3 separate regions of the Mus musculus genome follow, and all the other regions are linked to region 1. Evidence: chromatin loops called from intact Hi-C (ENCODE). Cell type or tissue: heart. All regions are shown on one strand.

What was found. Hi-C counts contacts between places; a loop is a spot of excess contacts. Peaks named below come from ENCODE experiments on the same cell type or tissue, not always from the same donor. Only the 100,000 strongest peaks of a DNase experiment are listed, where the experiment ranks them.
Region 2: it touches region 1 in a loop (9-fold over the local background); 35 of 42 quality-filtered maps call a loop at or near these places.
Region 3: it touches region 1 in a loop (2.4-fold over the local background); 4 of 42 quality-filtered maps call a loop at or near these places.

What each region holds. Positions count from the first base shown.
Region 1 is chr1:58,768,848-58,771,347 of GRCm38, reverse strand. It overlaps Gm39646 (a long non-coding RNA gene), which reads left to right. Exons shown (of 3, transcript XR_865448.1): 2 at 2,285-2,464. Among named protein-coding and RNA genes, the nearest start is that of Gm39646, 22 kb to the left of the region's middle. In heart, a CTCF peak has its summit at 1,129 (motif pointing left); a DNase peak (open chromatin) is centred at 1,097.
Region 2 is chr1:58,896,681-58,899,180 of GRCm38, reverse strand. Gm28802 reads left to right here and starts at 2,483. Exons shown (of 14, transcript XM_030243918.1): 1 at 2,483-2,500. In heart, a CTCF peak has its summit at 1,425 (motif pointing right); no DNase peak of the experiment used is centred here.
Region 3 is chr1:58,831,283-58,833,782 of GRCm38, reverse strand. It overlaps Casp8 (caspase 8), which reads right to left. Exons shown (of 9, transcript NM_009812.2): 6 at 2,116-2,177; 7 at 9-150. Among named protein-coding and RNA genes, the nearest start is that of Casp8, 37 kb to the right of the region's middle. In heart, no CTCF peak of the experiment used is centred here; no DNase peak of the experiment used is centred here; H3K27ac peaks cover 841 bases.

The sequences.
Region 1 (2,500 bases):
ATGCCAAGTGGACATGGAAGCTCTGCACACTGCCTCCTGCACCCCAACCTTCTCTTCCCTTCCTTTGTTATAAAGGATGTTATTTACATATATAAACATCTTTTATAATAAATTGATGAACATGCCCCTCTCAAATATTTTTCTGATTACAAATGTATTGGATATTCACCAGAAGTCATCTTAGAATGCCAAAAGCCAGACCAGGGAGGTGATTTAGCTGCCATGCCTGCTGCCCAATGGCCTGGTTTGACCCAAGGGACCTGCGTGCTGGGAGAACAGAAGCAGTACCTGATAATTGTCTTCTGACACCACACACACACACACACACACACACACACACACACACACACACGCCAGACATGCCCCCCGCCCCCACACACTTACTCAAACACAAACTCAAGTAAATAAATAATCAATGCAATTTGAAAAATGTTTTGGGACTAAGGATATGGCTCAGCAGTTTAGGGCACTGTTTCTATCGCAGAAGACCTGGGTTTGGTTCCCAGCACCCACATGGTGGCTTACAACCTTCTGTATCTGCAGTTCCAGGGAACCCAATGCCCTCTTTTGACCTCTTTCTGGAACCAGGCATGCATGTGGTGTACCTAGATTTGTGTAAACAAAATACTCATATATTAAAGATAAAATGACCAAAAATTGGTTTAAATGCCCTCATAAGGCTACATAATTCAACAGCCGTCACTTTACCATTGCATAGACAGTGCCCTGTGTTTGTGTAAAAACCAGTAGATAAAAGAGTATAAAATAGCCAGGCAATGAGGGTGCGCACCTTTACCCCAGCACTGGGGAAGGAGAGGCCTGTGGACCTCAAGTTCATCCTGCTACAAACCATCCTGGTCACAGAGCAGGTTCCAGGATGGCCAGAGCTACAGAGAAACCCAGTCTTGTAAAACAAACAAAACAAAAAGTATAAAATACACTGTAAGATAAAAACTGTGTAGAGTTTTGCATCAACTTCTCCTTTCAATTTCAACCCAACCCCCTTTCCAGTCCCCACCCCACCCCACCCCCACCCCACCGCCGCCGCTTTTAGACTCGGACATCTCCTGTTCATGTTTCTTTGCTGCCCTCTGGTGGAATTACTAGGAATTTGCCACAGATGACATGAAATTCACAAAAACCACCGGTGTGGTTCTTGATTCTGCCAAAGATATGATTGGGTGTCAGTGGTCAGGAATTTGCTACAGCAGGAAAATGTAGAGAACAATCTTCTAACTATTTGCAAACTAAATAACACACTTGTAAGTAATTCACAGCCCAGAACCGAAATGAAGTAGTAATATGCAGGTAGGTGTTCATGCAGAGGAAGATGTGAGGTGGAGTCCCTCATTGAATGGGGACTCACCATTTAATGATTTAAATGATTCTCACCATTTCAGCCAGGCGGGCTTGCCATGAAGCTCCCGTGAGCCGACCGTCTCATCTGTGTAACTCTGAGGTTACAGGCACACACGGCCACGCCCCGCTTTTATATGGGTGCTAGGGAATTTGAACTTAAGTCCTCTTGCCTGCACAGCATTTCTTCAGAAATGCCCCGGGTAGAAGTAAAGTCTCAAAAGGCTAAACCAGGAACTACAATTTAGTACTTGCCTTTTTCTTTTCTTTTCTTTTAAAGATTTATTTATTTATTTTATGTGAGTACAATGTAGCTGTCTTCAGACACACCAGAAGAAGGCATCGGATCCTATTACAGATGGTTGTGAGCCACCGTGTGGTTGCTGGGAATTGAACTCAGGACCTCTGGAAGAGCAGTCAGTGAGTTTAACCACTAAGCCATGTCTTTTTCTATAACTGGGTTTCTAGTGAAAGTCCCAGAAAATTATAGACTTACAGGTGGGATGGGAAGGGGACCTTAAATAGTTATTATTTGTCCTAGGATTCTTGCTTCTTTGCTGGCATTTAACTTCAACCAGATGTCAAGGTTGTAGCCTCCCTCAGCCTTGAAGCAGGCTGATTCAGACTTTACTGCCACTGAATATGAGATCACCTGGGGTGTAGCCTTCCAATTTAGATGGCTATATTGTTATGTCAACTACCACTGCTTTTCCTGGAGACTCTGCTACCTGCTGAGAGACCCTTGAGACATTCCAGAAACACATCCAATCCTGCACATCACCTACAGGCTGGCTCCAGGCACCAATGGGGGGTGGGGGGTGGGGGGGGTGGGCCTCCCCTCTTTATAAGCACAGACTCTTAGTAAACTTTGGGGCCTTGATCAGAGAAAAATTTGTCTTGGCCTCATTCTTTTCTCACCATCTTTCAGCCCCAGCCTGCCTTTCAGGAGTACCCGGTTCATGTAAGCTGCAGGCAGCTTATAGTTACAGATTGGCACCACGAACACGGACCTGAAAACGGCAGGGTAAAACTGAGGGACCGCTGTCTTATGTGGAGCTCCACAAGAAGGGAAGAACAAGAAGATCGCATCGGGCACAATGAGCAACAGGTATTTATGCTAGCGCTGGCTTTAAACTTCATTTTT
Region 2 (2,500 bases), 130 kb before region 1:
GTGGCTTCTGAGTCTTCATTGGCAAAATTGGAAAATTGAGAGTATGCTTAAAAAAAAAAAAAAAAAAAAAAAAAACAAAGAATGAAACTATATTTTGATGAAACTATATTGTGTGTGTGTGTGTGTGTGTGTGTGTGTGTGTGTGTGTGCGCGCGCGCGCGCGGAGAGAGAGAGAGCGAGTGTGTGTGTTTTTTGAGACAGGGTTTCTGGCCTGACTGACTTGAAACTTGCTTTGTATACTATATTGGCCTTGAATTCTCAGAGATCCACCTACTCCTGCCTCCTGAGGGCTGGAAATAAAGGCATGCACCTCCATGCTGGGCTAAAACTCTACTTTTTGACATAAGATGTTGGTAACAGTCTCAGTATCTTTGTGTTTTCTTTAACAAGTATGAGTCAACATTCCATGCATTCAAAAACCCCCCAAAAAAGATTGGAGGCTTTGAGCATCACCTTGGCTTCTGTCTTCACTGTATTGTTTGATATCTGCTAGCATCCTAGCATCGTATTGTGTTTCCTCATTGTTTTATATGAAGGACCGAATGCCACAACAGTTTCAAATTTAAAAAACTCTCAAAACAGGCTGGCAAGAGGTGTCACCAGCAATAGCTAAAAAAAAAATTTTCAGCACACAAAGTGTGACAAAGAATGTGGTGTTAGTGCAAAATACATAAACTCAAATATTATTTCACAAAACTTAATTTTTTTACTTCACTGAAATCACTAAATTATTAAGGAACAAAATAGTCACATCACGTGCAGACATTATTGATAATAGGCCATAAATTTTAGCAAGTGCAATTAGAAATTAAAGTATTAAAAGAAGAAAGCAGAAAGAGAAAAGTCGTGGGACACTTGCATCTGCACAGCTCCCCTTCCTCTGCACTGCCAGTCCCTCCTGCGTGCCCTAGTGGTCTCTGTCACCGACCTGCCTGCTGCCAACACAAAGCACAAACCCTCTAAGCACAAACTCTGTCAGCCTTCCTCTTAAGAAGGGAAGTGCCAGTTGTGGTGATGCCTGTGAGCCCAGCATTTGGGAGACCGATGTGGGACTGTCTGTCCAAAACCTCCCTGTGCTGTGTCGGGAGTGAGGTGGGGAAGATGGAGGAGTGAAACTCCAACTGTGGTCCCTCTGGGTGTGATCACAGGAGCATGAGCTTTCACACTTCTGCAGCTCCTTGGTTGGAACTTTCGGGTGCAGCTGAGAGTCCAAGAGGGTTAGCACAGCATCCTAAAGTCAGAACTCAAAAGTCAAAAAGCAGCCAATGGCAGCTGAGTGCCCTGGAGATCTTTGCACTCCTTTGAAGAGAACACTCTTCCTCTTGGGTCCATTCACACAGTCAGCAAATACAGTCACACTTTAAATGCAAAGCTCCTGGCTGCTCAAGGCTCATAGCATTTGCTACCTCAGGAGGGCAGCAACATCACACAAACCGAGACTGATAGCAAGGGCGGACCTACTAGAATGCTAAGCCCTTGTTCCCTCCATGCCTTGAGGAAAGACACCATGACTACTACTTCCCTTTGAAAGTCTTCAATTTCTGCCCCGTCTGTTGTTTTGTAGCTGACAAAAGTGTAACTGTGTTGAGGCTGGAGTATATTGGGGTGTGGGTGTTTGGGGTAGAAGGTACCGATATCTCAATATGGCATTAGTGCTGGGCATGTAGCTCAGTGGGTGACAGAGCCTGCCTCTATCTGATCACCACAACTGAAGTGGTGCTAACAGGTTGATCGATGCCTGAGGTGAGCGAGCATCTGGAGTTTCCTTCACTATCTATTGTCCTCGTGTTAATGGCATAAGAGAAGCCAGTTAGCAGGCCTGGGGCTGAGTCCTCTCACTCACTGACCACACTGCCTCCAGGTTGTCTTACATGTCACTGTCCCCTACATGTTCACCCACTCCCTCAATCAATCACTAAATCTGGTTTTAGAGTCTTCTTTGAACTTATGGGACTTCTAATAAATTCTCCAGTAGACATCACCAGTCAGGTGTCCCCTTGGGGCCTCCGAATGTCCAAAACAGAATGGACAGTCTCTTCTCAAATCTGTTCATCCCCAACATAGTCCAACCAGTGAGCTGCACTAACAGCAGTTCAGCCACTGGAGTTGGAGACTCAGGAGTTGAATGCCTCTCCTTCCCTCCCTCTCACGTCCCAGCCTGTGTTGTCTTCTGGTCATCGCCACTGCTGGCCCACATCTAAGGCTCATCAGGCCTCTAAGATATTTCTACATGGATTCTCTGTCTCGTACCATGGCTTGGTCACCATGGTTTATCTTACATGTAAATCTAGTCAGATTCCTTCTCTGGTTGAAGTTCTTGTTGATGCCAGAGAGCAGAAAGGCAATTGAGTCTCTCTCTCTCTCTCTCTCTCTCTCTCTCTCTCTCTCTCTCTCTCTCTCTCTCTCTCTCTCTGGTTTTTTGAGACAGGGTTTCTCTGTTTAGCCCTGGCTGCCCTGGAACTCACTCTGTAGACCAGGCTGGCCTTGAACTCAGAAATCT
Region 3 (2,500 bases), 62 kb before region 1:
CACCATACCTTTATCACAGTCTGTTCCTTTTCTGTCCTTCATTTTTCGGAGTTGGGTTATGTCTTCCCGGGCCTTGCTGAAATCATGATTGTTGATGATCAGACAGTATCCCCGAGGTTTGTTCTTCATTTGGTAAACTTTGTCTGAAGTCTGGAAAACACAAGCCCAATCCAGGGGTTGATGCTGCAGCTCAGACACTGGCTATGTCCAAGTGCTCAGGAAGAAGCTGGATTGCTGCTCAGCCCCTCAGGCAAGCATAGGCTCCTTCCATTGCTTGGCTCCTCATGAGCTGCATGGTCAGTAGGCCTGGACCTGCTGAATACCCTCTGTGTACATCATGGCTGTCATCACGGCCTATCAGTGTCCCTGACCATACAGATGAGCTTCAGGGCAGATGCCATCTGTGCCATCGTGGAGACTAGAGTTTTATGACTCTCAGTTCACTCAAGGGTCATGTCTTAGGATGTCTCTCTATCACCTTGGGAATCTTTTGGTGGCCTTCTCAGCTCATCTGTGTTTCTTGGCTAACAGTTGAGGACCTGCCCTTCACACAGGATACAGTGCAGTCTCTGGGTGGTTATTGCTGATGCCTTAACCCAATGCAAAGGAACTCCATGGTGGTGGAGAGCAAGGAGCTCGTCAAGTTGTGTTTACCAAATCCTGACAGTAAAAACCAGATGACAGGGGCTGGAGAGATGGCTCAGCAGTTAAAAGCACTGATTGCTTTTCCAGGGGTCCTGAGTTCAATTCCCAGCAACCACATGGTGGCTCACAACCATCTGTAATGGAATCATTGCCCTTTTCTGGTGTGTCTGAAGACAGCAATAGTGTGGTATACATAAAATATGTAGTATACATAAAATAACGTTGTGGTTATTTTCTTCGGGCTGATATTTTTAGCATTTGGGTGGAAGCCTCTTCTGTCTCCTGAAGAAAAGGACCCCAGGCTAGAAGACAAATGCCAGCTTCTATGGCTTGAAACCATGGGAATCTGGGCAGCTCACCTAATCTCCTAGTATCTTCATATATTTTGTAACACATTTGAGTGTCCCTTCATACTGTAAAAGTCCTTTGCCTTTCAATATGTTTTCTATGACATGTAGTACTTTATTAAGCACAAAGAATATTCAGTATTTGTTATTATCCTACGTTTCCAACTTGTATTAATGTATTCAGATGCTGTAATGCTAACAGCTACTAAGTTAGTGACATGGCATCCTCTGTTTGGAGAGGGTGACCCTGTAGAAAACCACTATGCTTCAGAGCAGCCCATGGAGTCCATGATCTTTGACTTCCTGACCAACACAGGCCTGAGGATCTGCTCAGGAGCCCTCCCTAGTACAGACCCTATTCATAGTGCTGAGGATTTCCTGAGCCTCCTGCCACATGGAGCCTCATGGCTGAGCCATATTTGGTGAGCTACTGAAGGTTATAAACGGAAGCTATGTCCAGGAAGGAAATCTCTCTATGTGCTTCGTGGAGACAACACCTAAGACATGCTGAGATCCTATTTGTTGCCTAACACAAAGGAGAAAACTCTGTGTGGTGTCTGGCTAAAAGAGAAAACCTGCCAGAGAAAGTCCTGAAGCTTCCACTCCATCCCCCATGTGCTATTTTTAGCTAACACCGCTGCTCTAGAGGGGGGAAGCCACACACAGTCTCTCCCCTTCAATAACCCCTTACCTCTGCCCTTGACCTTATAATACAATTATGGCCCAGTGTGACCGTAATTATTATAGGCCTATGCCTATAATCCTAGCACTTGGGAAGTAAAGGCAGGGGAATCAGGAGTTCAGGGTTAGCCTCAGCTACATAATGAGTTCAAAGCCAATCTGAGCTATAGGAGACACTGTCTCAAACGACAAACAAAACAGTGATAATGTAACACAAAGAAAACTGGAGAGGCTATCTTAACTGGTTCTTTTGTAGGTTTGTTTGGTTTTTTTGTTTTGTTTTGTTTTGTTTGTTTTGTTTTGTTTTGTTTGTTTTTTCTGTTTTTCTCTCCAGAGTTTCCAAAAGGCTCTACCCCTTATTGGCTTATCTGGCAGCTGAAAAGGAACCAACCAAAGGAAACAGGAACACCAATGCAAAGAGAGAGGTAGGAGACACACCTACCCGTGACTCACTGTCTTGTTCTCTTGGCGAGTCACACAGTTCCGCCATTTTGAGGCTCATCTCTGCAAGCAACCAAAAAAACGTCACACTTAGGACAACCTAAGGACCTTAAAACATTTTCAGGATGCAAGTGCATGCACGCGTATGTACGTGAATGTGTGCGTTCTTGCACGTGTGTGCATGCGTGTGTGTGTGTGTGTGTGTGTGTGTGTGTGTGTGTGTGTGTGTTGATGTAGGGAGCTCTCATGCTATGGCATGTGTGTGTGGAGAGTGTGTGTGTGTGTGTGTTGATGTAGGGAGCTCTCATGCTATGGCATGTGTGTGTGGAGATCACAGAGGACTCTGCAGATTGGCTCCCTTCCTCCCTCCTACATGTGTTCCAGAG